2 separate regions of the Homo sapiens genome follow, and region 1 is linked to region 2. Evidence: read pairs that join two places in POLR2A ChIA-PET (ENCODE). Cell type or tissue: Caco-2. All regions are shown on one strand. Region 1 overlaps XRCC5 (X-ray repair cross complementing 5). Region 2 overlaps SMARCAL1-AS1 (SMARCAL1 antisense RNA 1).

Region 1 (2,500 bases), 220 kb before region 2:
CATATCATTTCAGCTTGCATCAATGACTTGGGCCATCAGTGCAACAAGGCAGGTGCTCACAATTGGTTCCGATGGAAATGCAGAACTCTTGGGTGCTTAGGAGAAAGGGCCTGCAGCTTGCTCTTAGAATTCACCCTTGCAGTAAGTGCTAATGAGTATGATTTGTGAGACAGAGAGCAGTTCAAGGATTTACTCATGGCAATTTGGTTCTTTCTTTCCACCTCCTGTTAAATTCTGCAGTTCTTCCTTCCATGGTAGGTCATTGTCATGTCATGTAGGGTATTGTACTTGGTTCTCCTTGAATTGGGCTGTCTTCAAGATTGCTCCTTAAGCCCAGCTGGTTGAAAAAGGAAACCGGTTTCAGATTGTGCTGATGTGCAAACTGCTTTAATCAATGACTTGAAGTGACTGCTGGTGGCAAACAACAGACGCTCTTAACCAATTAAGATATTTAGGAAAGGATGTTAGGCTTTTGTTAAAATAGTCACTAATGAACTGAAATGTGTTAAGAGGAGCCAAGAAACAGCTAGGAGTTCCACTTAAATGCAATAAAAGTGTTTGGGTCCTCCCCTTTCAAATTGCATGCCCAAGGCAAAAAATATGCTGACACAGAAAGAAGTGGCAAGTGTAATTTGGTACAGTTAGCCTGTCAGATCCATGCGTGTCTACATAAAACCTAGAAAAATGTCGTGCTTGCTTCTTTGGCCAGAAAAGGGAAGGGAGTTTAATTCCTTTATAGAACAGTTTCAGCAGGGCTGGAGAATATTACCAGCTTAGATGTCTTTGGAAATGGGAGAAAATTTAACTTGTTTTTAGAGGTTCCTTATGTTTTAGAGGTTGGAGAAAAATCTTCAGTTAATAGTCATAATTAAAGGCCCGTTTTTATTTTCCTCTGTCAGATTAAACTACTGAAATCTGTAGTTATCTGTTCATGTCTCTCAGTGGTAATGAGGCTCAGCCATAACACTCAGGATAATATGGTATTTCATTGGTAGCCATTTGAAGTCAGGAGCCATTGCTCATATAAGAACTACTTTTTTACAATTCCCTTGCTCTTGGAATCCAATAATGTTTTCTTGGGGCATTGAGAGTAAGATACACTGTCTAAGTTTTCATACTTATTCTGTGATAGAAACATCTAGTTTCTCTCTTCTGTCTGTGGTAAATCTCTACAAGTCTCTTAGATAAATTGCACTTATTAATTCTACTTTTTAAAATAGCTTTATTGAAGTAAAATCTTCTACTATAAAATATACTGGTAAGTATAATTTGATGATCTTTTGTAAATTATAGAGTTGTGAAATTATCACCACAGTTCAAAGAACATTTCTCTCACACCCAAAAATTCCTGGGACCTGTTCATAGTCAGTTTGGGTCTGGAGTGCACACAGGTGGTGGGAGGTTGCAAGGTGATGCTGGCCTACATGACTTGTTCTGATAATCCTGAGTTATTGCACCATCTGTTGAATGGGCTGGCGCCATCTTGGGCCTGACGAGTTGTAAATTAGCTGCAGCCTTCAAGTAATAACCCGGTGGTGGAACATTCTATAGATACCTGGATTGTCTCTGGAACTTCTAAGCAAACATAATTAGACAAGCTAGCAATGCAGTGGAGTGTCTGGTGGAAAGGAGGAGAGTAAAGGTTGTTATTTCATAACTAAAAAGTTAATACAAAGGGCCTCAGAAGGAAAAGTTTAAGAAAAAAAGACTAAAAAATAGAATACTCGGATACACTCCAACTTTGTTCTTTTCTAAAAATGTTTTAACTACTCTATGTCATTTGCGTTTCCATGGAAACTTTAGCATCAGCTTTTCTTTTCTTTTTTTTTTTTTTTTTGAGACAAAGTCTCACTCTGTCACCCAGGCTGGAGCACAGTGGTGCGATCCTAGCTCACTGTAGCCTCCACCTCCCGGGTTCAAGTGATTCTCGTGCCTCAGCCTCCTGAGTAGCTGGGATTACAGGCATGAGGTACTACGCCTGGCTCATGTTTGTATTTTTTTAATAGAGACAGGGTTTCGCCATGTTGACCAGGCTGGTTGAACTCCTGACCTGAGGTGATCAACCTGCCTTGGCCTCCAAGTTTTGGGATTACATGCGTGAGCTGCCGTGCCTGGCCCAGCTTTTCAATTTATATGAAAAACCCACTGGTATTTTGATAGGGATTTTATTGAGTCTATAGAAGAGTTAAGGGAAAATTGCCATTTTAATAATACTGAGTTATCCATGAACATGGAATAGTTACTCATTTATTTAGATCTTATTTTTTCTCCATAATGTTTTATAGTTTTTAGTGTACAAGCTATACAGCTCTTTTATTAAATTTATTGCCAAGTATTCTTTTTGATGATGTTGTGAGTGGAATTGTTTTTTAATTTTATTTTTGGATTATTTGTTGCTGGTATATAGAAATGAAATTATTTATTTATTATATCTTGCAACCTTATTAAACTTATTAGTTCTTGTGGTTTTTTAAATATACTTCTTAGGATTCTCTACATA
Region 2 (2,500 bases):
AAGACCAGCCTGGCCAACATGGCAAAACCCCGTTCTACTAAAAATACAAAAATTAGGCTGGGCATGGTGGTACACGCCTGTAGTCCCAGCTACACAGGAGGCTGGGGCACAAAAATCGCTTGAGCCCAGGAGGCAGAGGCTGCAGTGAGCCAGGAGTGGAAATCGCGCCGCTGCACTCCAGCCTGGGCAACAGAGTGAGACACTGTCTCAAAATTAATTAATTAATTAATTAAAATAAAATAAAATCTTCTTCTTGGAGCAGTTGTATCAGCAGCCCTGGGAGGCCTTGGGATAGGTGGGACTGCCACCCTCCTCTGGGACAGATGGCCAGTCTAGCAAGGCTGGTCTGGCAGCCTGCTGTCCTTCAAGCTGAGTGGAGCCAGCTGGGTGCTGGGGTCAGCGGGGAGGAGAAGGATGGAACATCCAGAGAATGGCAGGGTGGGAGAATGGGCCCTCCCAGTGGCAGGAGGCATAGACTCTTCTGTGCCACCAAAAATACCATCCAAATTTAAAGCTGACAACACAGGTGGAGTGGGCGGGCCACTGTGATTTGACGGGTTCTCAGAGGCTCTGCCTGCCTAAAAATATCTCCTCTACCCACCTGCCTGGGACACCGTCCCTTCTTATCAAGCCTGAAATTCCTACCATTAGAGTTGCTAAGGGTTTAGATGACAAAGAACGGGGCATGTTTCCCAGCAGGTCACCATTAAAGCAGGCTTCCTGGGAGTGGAAGGGAGGCCCTTGAGTCTGCTCCTTTTAGCACAAAGAGCTAATACGGCCAGAAGCTCAGAGGAGGCAGGAGTGGCCTACTTTACAATTTTGCCTCCTACTGAGATGCCAGTCACTTAATTCATTCATGCCCATATGACCAGGGCCCTGAAGAAATTAGGAAGCAGGCTGTAAAGAAAATAAGACAATGGGCCCACAAGTAAAGCATCATATTCTGCTTCTCCTTTGCAGTTCCATTTAGGTTTTGCATTTTCTCCTCACGGGAATCTGGGTCCAAGTTGGAGAACTTTTTTATGTGCTCGGGGCAGCCAGGCATTAGGGTGCACCCAAAGCCCCACAGGACCCCCCAGAGTTTGTTGTTCTCCCTAAGTTCTTCCCCACTTCTTCTCATCACCACTTCCCCTTGGCTAATCCCAGGAAAAAATTAAAAATCCAAGTGTGGGCTGGGCGCAATGGCTAACTCCTTTAATCTCAGCACTTTGGGAGGCCAAGGTGGGCGGGTTGCTTGAGCCCAGGAGTTCCAGACAAGCCTGGACAGCATGGCGAAACCCTGTTCCTACAAAAAGTACAAAAATTAGCTGGCTGTGGTGGAGCACGCTTGTAGTCCCAGCTACTAAGGAGGCTAGGGTGGGAGGATCGCTTGAGCCAGGGAGGTCAAGGCTGCTGTGAGCTGAGATCGCACCGCCGCACTCCAGCCTAGGCAAAAGAGTGAGACCCCTTCTCAAAGGAAAAAAAAAATCTAAATGTGTCAGGTCATGGCGTGCTATTGAGAAGTAGAGGAATGAAAGGGTGGGAGGCAGGGTGGGCAGTAGGGGAGATTCACACCCCTGTTGATTGGTTTTGCCCATTCCATTCTGACATGTGTGAGCCTCAGCTCTGCTGTCAGAGGCTGAGGCAAGGGAGGGGGACTGACAGGACAGGTCAGAGGGGACCATGGCTGACAGAAAGGGCCTGGTGGTGGCAGAGTGATTAATGATCCTGGGCTTGGAGAACTGACGATGGCCAGAGGAGGGGAAGATAGTGTTGATCCGTGCTGGAGGTTGTGCTGGGAATTTATAAGCTCTGGTGTGAAGAGGAAGCTGTCTGAATACTTAAGAAGATGCTTGGTGTAGGCCTTGTTGGTTGGAATTAGGGTGGGTACCTTGACTTAGGTCACATCATTCATTGCTTCATCAATAAGGTGCACAGGAATAAGACTAGCAAACCCAAGTGAAAAAATTCATTAATGTCAGGCCATTCTGTGGTTGTCTTATCTAGGCCAGACACACCCTGGTGGAGGAACGGGGAGGGCTTGCCCTTGAAGCTAATGGATGCTCTCATTGTCCATCATCCTGGCAAGAATTTGATTTGACGCTGGCTATAAGGATATAAAGAGGAGAGACAGAGAGTGGAAAGAAAAAAAAGTGTTCGTTTTCCCCAGAGCAGGGTATGTCTTTATCTGGCGTCCCAAGAGAGGAGTGGGATATTCCCAGTGAGTGCATTTTGGGGCAGAAGGAAGGCTACCCTTTGCCAAATGTAGGCAGCCCAGGAGCCAAACAAGGAAACAGATCCTAGGGAAGAACCTGATATCGGGCAAGAGTTTTGGTAATTTTCAGTTTTTATATTTCCTTCCATTAATCTCCGACTTACAGAAAAGTCTCTTTAAGATTTGCAGCCTGGTCTCAGTGATGCTGTAGAGGCTGAGGGAAGAGTCTGGTACCCATTTGGGACCAAAGAGCAGAGCAGTGGGCAGTGTCCCCTCCCTTGAGACCAGGGAAGTCAAATCAGTGGT

The links. ChIA-PET counts read pairs that join two places held together with the same protein. Peaks named below come from ENCODE experiments on the same cell type or tissue, not always from the same donor. Only the 100,000 strongest peaks of a DNase experiment are listed, where the experiment ranks them.
Region 1: POLR2A ChIA-PET joins it to region 2 with 5 read pairs; 2 of 35 experiments call an interaction of 5 or more read pairs at or near these places.

Annotation. Positions count from the first base shown.
Region 1 is chr2:216,170,650-216,173,149 of GRCh38, forward strand. The region is part of intron 16 of XRCC5 (X-ray repair cross complementing 5); the gene reads left to right. Among named protein-coding and RNA genes, the nearest start is that of LINC01963, 45 kb to the right of the region's middle. In Caco-2, no CTCF peak of the experiment used is centred here; a DNase peak (open chromatin) is centred at 1,462.
Region 2 is chr2:216,391,668-216,394,167 of GRCh38, forward strand. All of the region lies in intron 2 of SMARCAL1-AS1 (SMARCAL1 antisense RNA 1), which reads right to left. Among named protein-coding and RNA genes, the nearest start is that of SMARCAL1, 20 kb to the right of the region's middle. RefSeq lists an enhancer at 265-794. In Caco-2, no CTCF peak of the experiment used is centred here; no DNase peak of the experiment used is centred here.